Linked DNA regions of Homo sapiens: region 1 is linked to region 2. Evidence: read pairs that join two places in POLR2A ChIA-PET (ENCODE). Cell type or tissue: OCI-LY7. All regions are shown on one strand. Links, peaks and the distances in the headings refer to the core of each region. The heading gives the core; the rest is flanking DNA.

Region 1 (4,386 bases), core at 123-4,122, 110 kb before region 2:
GTTTTCCCAGTATGTTCCTAAGAAAGTTTGATTTGCCAGGATCCAAGCCCAGCACCTGTTTGCAGGCCTCAGCCAGGTGCACCTGCAGGGCAATGGGCATAGCCTGCAGCACCTGACCCAGGGGTGGTTTCCTTTTCACTAGGAGATGCCTTCCGAGGGTGCTGCCTCCCCAGTCCATCAGAGCAAACGGCCAGGAGAAATGAAAGAGCTGACTCTCTCCCACAAAGGCGACCTAAACTGGGGCCTCACGTCCAAGTTCACGTGCACCCAGGAGGTACCAGGTGATTTTCCTCAGGAGCATTACAATCTTGAAATTTGGAGAAAGACCAAATAAATAAACAGGGCTAGGTGCGATGGCCCACGCCTATAATCCCAGCACTTTGGGAGACTGACATGGGCAGATTACTTGAGGTCAGGAGTTCGTGACCAGCCTGGCCAACATAGTAAATCCCCATCTCTACCCAAAATACAAAAATTAGCTGGGCATAGCGGTGCACACCTGTAATCCCAGCTACTTGGGAGGCTGAGACAGGAGAATCACTTGAACTCGGAGCGGGAGGTTGCGGTGAGCTGAGATCATGCCACTGCACTCCAGCCTGGGTGACAGAATGAGACTGTCTCAAAAAAAAAAAAAAAAAAGGAAAGGAAATACACACACACACACACACACACACACACACACACACATTCTCTGGTATGCTGGTGTGATCCCCATTAAACGGTCCTAAGGATGTTTGCTGTGGGTGACCCTTGAGGGTACTTCACAGCAAAATCAAATCCCACTCCGTGGAAGGCAGTGGCTCAAAGACAGAGCATCCTCTACCCGTGTCCCCAGCCACACCATCCTCCACTGAGCCCTGGCACAGCCAGCACTTTCTAAGAGCAGACAGGAACCCTGTCTGCCAAGGGGTTGAGGGGTGCGGAATGCCTGGCCAGAGACACTGGACTCTCTGGTCTAGGCCTTTTCTTTTCTTTTTTTTTTCTGAGACAGAGTCTTGCTCTGTTGCCCAGGCTGGAGTGCGGTGGTGCAATCTTGGCTCACTGCAAGCTCCACCTCCAAGTTTCAAGCAATTCACCTGCCTCAGCCTCCCAAGTAGCTGAGACTACAGGTGTGCACCATCACGCCTGGCTAATTTTTAATTATTTTTAGTAGAGACAGGGTTTCGCCACATTCGCTAGGCTAGTCTCAAACTCCTGACCTCAAGTGATCCGCCCACCTCAGCCCCTCAAAACTCCTGGCCTCCCTGGGCCTTTCCTACTCTCTATTTTTTGCTAGTAAGGAAAAGACCAAGGCTTAGAGAAGAGGATACAAATAGGAGAAGCATAAAGCCACAAGAAAACCATATAAAAATTTTCAGGTGATCTGATGCTTTTGGATGAGTTGGAGCCTGAAGATAGGCTGTAGATGTTGATGCTGCAGGTGGGGTGAGAGGGTAGAAGGCAAGCTGTTTTCTGAGTTCAGCTTTCCTGGTTTGCTTCTGCCAGTCAGTAAAGATGCTGAGTACACTGAATAGGTCAATGAAGGCCTTGATTTTCCAGGATGGAGTAGGACCTGGAGCCAGGACATTGACGTGAATATAAGGCACCTGCGAGTGAGTGTGGACTCTGTCCAATATGATCCTGCCAGAGCTAAGCCTAAGTGTTGGTGCTTAGACGGAGAACACAGACCAGTGCGGTGATGCCCAAATAGGAGGAGGGAGGGAAAGGAGTTTAATATCCACACAGTCAGCAAACAGTTGCCCCATCCCCACAGCCCCAAGCCAATGGGAATAAGGGTATTCTGTCCCCTTCCACACCTTCTCAAGTTCTGTGTAGCCATTTTTCTCCCTTCTTTTTATTTTATTTTATTTTATTTTTTTGATATGGAGTTTCACTCTTGTTGCCCAGGCTGGAGTGAAGTGGCACAATCTCCACTCACTGCAACTTCTGCCTCCCAAGTTCAAGCGATTCTCCAGCCTCAGCCTCCTGAGTAGCTGGGGTTACAGGTGCCCGCCACCACACCCAGCTAATTTTTGTATTTTTAGTAGAGATGGGGTTTCGCCATGTTGGCCAGGTTGGTCTCAAACTCCTGACCTCAGGTGATCTACCCTCCTCAGCCTCCCAAAGTGCTGGGATTACAGGCATGAGCGACTGCGCCCGGCCCTCCCTTCTTTTCAAGGCTCTCCTGGATATGAATTGAAAGTAGACCTTCCCTTTCCTCCCTCCTCCAATTAAAAGTTCAGTACCAGCCTGGCCGACATGGCAAAGCCCTGTCTTTACTAAATATACAAAAATTAGCTAGGGGCATCTGTAATCCCAGCTACTCTGGAGGTTGAGGCAGGAGAATCGCTTGAACTTGGGAGGTGGAGGTTGCAGTGAGCCAAGATCACACCACTGCATTCCAGCCTGGGCAACAGAGCAAGACTTCGTCTCAAAAAAAGAAAAAAAAAAAAAGTTGGGTAGAAGAAGAGAAAGCAAACCATGTGATTTCTCCCCAACGCTCCACCTCCCTGAAGACACTGGCTGAAGAGCTCTTACCATCGTTTTGTTCCTCCACGAAGTTCTCAAATTCATTCCTTTGTTCCTCGTAATATTCTCTCCGCAGCTCATCAACCCGAAGCTTCTGCCTGTTTTCCACTGTGAAAGGAAAAGAAGCAAGAGTTGCCCCTCAAGAATGAGGACACTTAGGGGCACACACTTAGGGGAGCACAGTTCATCTGAGAAGTCACCTGGTTGGGGGATGAGTGGTTTGTGGGGGATTGTGATTGGAGACTTCCCTGAAATGATTTACTCCTGACACAGACTTTAAAACTTGAAGGTGATTATCTGATCCAGCTGCCTCATTTGCAAATGAGAAGATAGAGGCCCCAGAGAGTAAAGTGATTTAGCTCTGATTATAAAGTTGGTGGCATATCCAAGTATACCAGGCCACTTGGAAACCAGAAATCCCATAATCAGAAACAAATTCCCTAAAGGAATAATACAACTTAATCTCACATCCATTCAACATTTTCGAGCTCTTATCACGGCCAGGATGTAGGCTAAGCACTGGAATTAAAAAGCCGAATAAGAAAGATTCCGTCCTTCCAGCCAGATACGGTGGCTCACGCCTGTGAGCTTAGCTACTAGGGAGTCTGAAGCAGGAGGGTTGCTTGAGGCCAGGAGTTCAAGGCTGCAGTAAGTTATGATTGTACTGCTGCACTCCACCTTAGGCAACAGAGCGAGACCCTGTCTCAAAAACAAAATAAAATAAAATCCTTCCCTCTGCTTAAGAGACCTATAATTCAATAAGGAGAAAGACATAAGACAAGTTTTACCAAGCATTACAGCTGTTGGAATAAAAATTCCCGGTTGTCTGGAGGAAACGATGTAAAGCTCTCTACTTTCAAGGTATTTCCCCCAACACGAGCTTCAACTGGAGAAACCCATGAAGCCAGGGAGGCCACGTCTAGGGCAGGAAGAACCAGTCCCTCAGCACGCCTCACGATCTCACAGTGGGATTCCCCTCACACCAAATGGGGGAGACGGAGGTACTGTTTTTTTGCCCCATCAACTCTGATGTGCAAGAGGAGGCTGGGGGGTGCTGAAGGAAGCAGAGAAGCTGGGGAAAGTCATGGTTCCCTACCCCCAACCCACATTACAGAGGTGCTGGGAGAAACAAGGAAAAGTCTTTGCAAAATGATAATATTGGAAACCATCTCAGGCCGGGCGTGGCGGCTCACGCCTGTAATCCCAGCACTTTGGGAGGCCGAGGCGGGCGGATCACTTGAGGTCAGGAGTTCAAGCCCAGCCTGGCCAACATGGCAAAACCCCATCTCTACTAAAAATACAACAATTAGCCAGGCGTGGTGGCAGGTGCCTATAATTCCAGCTACTTGGGAGGGTGAGGCAGGAGAATTGCTTGAACCGGGGAGGTGGAGGTTGAGATCACGCCACTGCACTCCAGCCTGGGCAACAGAGCGAGACTCTGTCTTAAAATAAATAAATAAATAAACAAACAAACCATCTCAAATCCTTGGAAGTAAGACGCTTACCTTAATTAATGAATTATATAAATACTAGTTATTTCTGTTACTTTTCTATTACTTAACTCAGATTAAAAATCAAGTTATCTGTGAACTGGGCTTAGTGCAGATTCCAGACGTCTGGAATGTTTCTTCCCAAACGTCTGCCGTGACCTACTTAGTTGCAGGAAACTTGAGTCTGGCAGAAGGGGTTGGTTATCCCATCCATACCCATGCCCCACCTCTCACTCGGCATTCACACATTTCTCAGAGGGGATTCAGGCTCAGAGATGTGCATGACCTAACAGAGGTCACACAGCAGATTGGGGCAGAGCTAGGGTACCAGGTTCCCACACGCCACTGCTGGCTCAGCTTCCCTCTTCCCACCCACTGTGGGTCCTGA
Region 2 (4,352 bases), core at 353-4,352:
TGGCTTGCATTGTATTTTTGGACAGCACTGGTCTACAGTGATTGGTTTAGAAATCACCAATCACATTTCAAGGAAGGAAGAGAGAAGGGGTGAGCCTGAGATGCCCACAGGCCTTGAAAAACTAGCGTTTGAAATGGAAAGACAGAGGGACGGTCCAGAGGGATGGTAACTGGGAACAGAGGAAAATGCCACAGGGTCGGGGAAGCCTTAAATACTAGACAGAACAGTTTAGGTTTAATGACCAGGAGGCAATGGGCAAACTTGCTGGAAGGTTTTCAGCAATACTGACATCCTCCATCAGAAAGACAACCTAAGTTATCACACCACTACCCACCCCCAACCCCTGCACCGCCCCCGCCAGCAGCAGCAATCATTACTTGATAGCTCCTAGGCACCAGGCAACAAATGTCTCTGGTTCTAAGGCACACTTCTTTTACCATTTCTTTAATTAGGATACATTTAGTAATCGTGTGTACATTTAAAAGCTGTTTTGGTTAACCCTTCAATTAACACCATTTTTGAAGCCAGAAAACATGACATTCAATTAGAAAAAAGTTAAAAACATAAACAGGCCGGGCGCGGGGGCTCATGCCTTTAATCCCAGCACTTTGGGAGGCCGAGGTGGGCAGATCACTTAGAGTCAGGAGTTCCAGACCAGCCTGACCAACATAGTGAAACCCTAACTCTATTAAAAATACAAAAAAATTAGCTGGGTGTGGTGGTGCACGTCTGTCATTCCAGCTACTTGGAGGGAGGCTGAGGCATGAGAATCAGGCCTGGGAGGGCCTTGAACCCGGGAGGCAGAGGTTGCAGTGAGCTGAGATTGCACCACTGTACTCAAGCCTGGGTGATGGAGTGAGACTCTATCTCAAGGAAAAAAAAAAAAAAAAGATGGCGGGGCGCGGTGTCTCACGCCTGTAATCCCAGCACTTTGGGAGGCCGAGGCAGGCGGATCACGAGGTCAGGAGATCGAGACCACTGTGAAACCCCGTCTCTACTAAAAATACAAAAAATTAGCCAGGCATGGTGGCGGGCGCCTGTAGTCCCAGCTACTCGGGAGGCTGAGGCAGGAGGATGGCGTGAACCTGGGAGGCGGAGCTTGCAATGAGCGGAGATCGCGCCACTGCACTCCAGCCTGGGCGACAGAGCGAGACTCCGTCTCAAAAAAAAAAAAAGTTAAAAAAATAAACATACAGCCGGGTGCGGTGGCTCACGCCTGTAATCCCAGCACTTTGGGAGGCTGAGGTGGGTGGATAACCTGAGCTCAGGAGCTTGAGACCAGCCTGGCCAACACCTTGAAACCCCGTCTCTACTAAAAACACAAAAAAATTTAGCTGGGTGTGGTGGCATGCGCCTGTAGTCCCAGCTACTTGGGAGGCAGAGGCAGGAGATCACTGCTTGAACCTGGGAAGCGGAGGTTGCAGTGAGCTGAGATTGTGCCACTGCACTCCAGCCTGGGCGACACAGTGAGACTTCATCTCAACAACAACAAAAAAAAGGTCAAAAACACCCATACATATATACCATATATACTTGTGTACAGAGGGTATACACATACATGTATTATATATGTAAGTACAGACATACATGGCACACCTACACACATTTTTGGTACAACAATGCAAAACAGTAATCTTTTTTTTTTTTTTGAGGCAGGGTCTCACTCTGTCTCCCAGGCCGCAGTACAGTGGTGTGACCTCAGCTCACTGTAGCCTCTGCCTCCCGGGCTCAAGGGATCCTCCCACCTCAGCCTCCCGAGTAGCTGAAACTACAGGTGTACACCAGCAAGCCCAGGTAACTTTTGTATTTTTAGTAGAGATGGGTTTCACCATTTTGCCCAGGCTGGTCTTGAACTCCTGACCTTGAGTGATCTGCCCATCTTGACCTCCCAAAGTGCTGGGATTACAGGTGTGAGCCACCGCACCCAACCCCAAACAGTAATTATTATTTTATAGATTAGGAAGCTGAGGCTCAGGAGGGCTGGGTGACATTCATGACATAATATGAGTGACTAGTAAGTAACTGTGCCAGAGGAAGTTATAAATAGTAATTCTTACTTTATGCCGTAATGTTTTAATTTCATTGGTTTTTGAGCATTAAGTATTAATAGCTTTTTTTCTTGACAGTTATCTAACAGCTTCCTCAGTATATTCTCATTTCTCGACAAATAAGCCAACATCAAACCCAGCTCGCTCACATGGTATTTCTCCACAGCTTGGCCATCAGCTGGACGGCAGGAACTGTTTTCAAACTGAGCTCCTCAAAGTCCTGCAGGTCACCAGCGACTGGGGTGTAACATTTCTTCCTTTCCAACAAAAGCAAGTCTGCTTTTATCTGCTTTCTCTATCTGGGAGTAAAGGAGACCCCAGGCTCATAACCAATGAACCTTACCAAATAATGGGCAAAAACAAATGAAATGAAAACCTTGGCTGGGTGTGGTGGCTTACACCTGTAATCCCAGCACTTTGGGAGGCTGAGGCAGGCAGATCACCTGAGGTCAGGAGTTCGAGAACAGCCTGGCCAACATGGTAAAACTCCCATCTCTACTAAAAATACAAAAATTAGCCGGGCATGTGGCAGGGGCCTATAATCCCAGCTACTCAAGAGGCTGAGGCAGAAGAATCGCATGAACCCAGGAGGCAGAGGTTGCAGTGAGCCAAGATCACGCCACTGCACTCCAGCCTGGGTGACAGAGTGAGAATCCATTTCAAAAAAAAAGGAAGAAAACTGATCAAGTCACACAGTAATTATCGAACATCCAAACCTCCGAAACTATGCGTCGAACACAAGAAAAGTGATCACAGTCTTGTACTGTGTACTTAATAAACTGCACAAGAAACATGAATAAACAATATCCCAGGAGCCCAGAATTTGTTTCTAAGCTCTGTGTTTGGGAAAAGTGAAATCACTCATGACATCAGGAATGTAGTAAAGAAAAAGACATTGCCCTGGTTCCAGATGACATCCTGGGGTCAAGAACAGATCCATCCAGTCCTGGGTCTGGAGCAGTCCCACCTCCTCACCGTAACACGCTTTTCGCCCGATGCACCCTGCAGAGAACCCCAATGCCCTCCTGACACAGTCACTGCCATCCAAGTACAGCACAAGAACCCTAAGGCTGGAACCGCCTTTCCTAGGGCAATGAAGGGAATGTGAGCATTTTAGGAGTCCTTTTAGGAAAAGGGAATAAAGTATTTCTGCTTAATCTTCAGCTAACAGAAAATTCAATTCAATTAAATTGAAAATAAAAATTAAAAAGTTTTTACTGTAATAACAATCTCAATTGCATACTCCATGATTTAAAAACTGTCAAGAGTACCCCTCTTGATGCGTTTCAAGTACTTTCTCTACATAAGTTACAAGAACATAACATAGCAATCATAACATTGATTGCTCTTCTAATCCTTCCCACAAAAATTAAAAAAAAATAAAGGGGGTACGATGTACACTATTTGGGTGATGGCTACACTAAAAGCCTAGTCTTCACCATTATGTAATATATTCATGTAACAAAACTGCATGTGTATTCCTCAAATCTATAAAAGCAAAAAAAGTAATAATAAAAAATAAATAGGCAACATGGGAGGCGAGAAATCCAGTTTTTGACTCACTGATTGGATCGCAGACCATCAAAGAAACACTGGGTTACCTACCAAGCCTTGGCATAACGGCTCCCAGAAACTGCTCATCTTCTTGGAAGTGGTTCTCCTGTAAAGATTCCAGCAATTTTTGCAGGACATCTTGGGGCACTTTGCAGCCTGTGCCCTTCAGTTCAGTGAATCTGGTTAGCCGGAAGCTTTTGTCCAATTCGTAACTTTCCGGGTTAAAGGACTCCCGCGTAGACATGGTTCTTGGGCCCCGCTCTCCTCACAGCTCAGCCCCTCCCCTCCCTCTGCGGGTTGGCTGGGTTCTTTATGGATCCACCTGGGTGTCACCAAAACACAAAGATGCCATGAAAAGAATTCCCACTGGGACCTGCCAGCGAATCAAGTGAATACATGACAGCGAAAAGTCAATGTGACAAGGGCTGAAATCATCAAGACCACTTATATTCACCACAGCAGTGCATATGACAAAATAGATCTTTTCATAACGGGACTGCGTCAGCACAGACATCTATGTAAAATCTGACATCTGGACTGTGGTTTTAACTGTGGCAAGAGGGCCAGCCTGCAGGTTCACATGACACCGTGCCACCTTGAACAGCAAATCCCAAAGGTTCTTCTAGGACTCAGCATTAGAACAGCACCTCTGGGCACTTCATGTGTCAACCTGGAAGCACTGTGGTTCAGAAAGCGGCGGTCCTCGCTAAGGTGACTTTTCCGCAAAATCTTTTGATATCTTTTGCTTTA

The links. ChIA-PET counts read pairs that join two places held together with the same protein. Peaks named below come from ENCODE experiments on the same cell type or tissue, not always from the same donor. Only the 100,000 strongest peaks of a DNase experiment are listed, where the experiment ranks them.
Region 1: POLR2A ChIA-PET joins it to region 2 with 6 read pairs; 3 of 35 experiments call an interaction of 5 or more read pairs at or near these places.

Annotation. Positions count from the first base shown.
Region 1 is chr10:13,227,094-13,231,479 of GRCh38, forward strand. It overlaps UCMA (upper zone of growth plate and cartilage matrix associated), which reads right to left. Exons shown (of 5, transcript NM_145314.3): 4 at 2,518-2,616. Among named protein-coding and RNA genes, the nearest start is that of UCMA, 5.1 kb to the right of the region's middle. In OCI-LY7, for the core only: no CTCF peak of the experiment used is centred there; no DNase peak of the experiment used is centred there.
Region 2 is chr10:13,341,105-13,345,456 of GRCh38, forward strand. SEPHS1 (selenophosphate synthetase 1) reads right to left here. Exons shown (of 9, transcript NM_012247.5): 2 at 3,654-3,924. The coding sequence starts at 3,846. Among named protein-coding and RNA genes, the nearest start is that of SEPHS1, 5.0 kb to the right of the region's middle. RefSeq lists an enhancer at 513-1,365. In OCI-LY7, for the core only: no CTCF peak of the experiment used is centred there; no DNase peak of the experiment used is centred there; H3K27ac peaks cover 580 bases.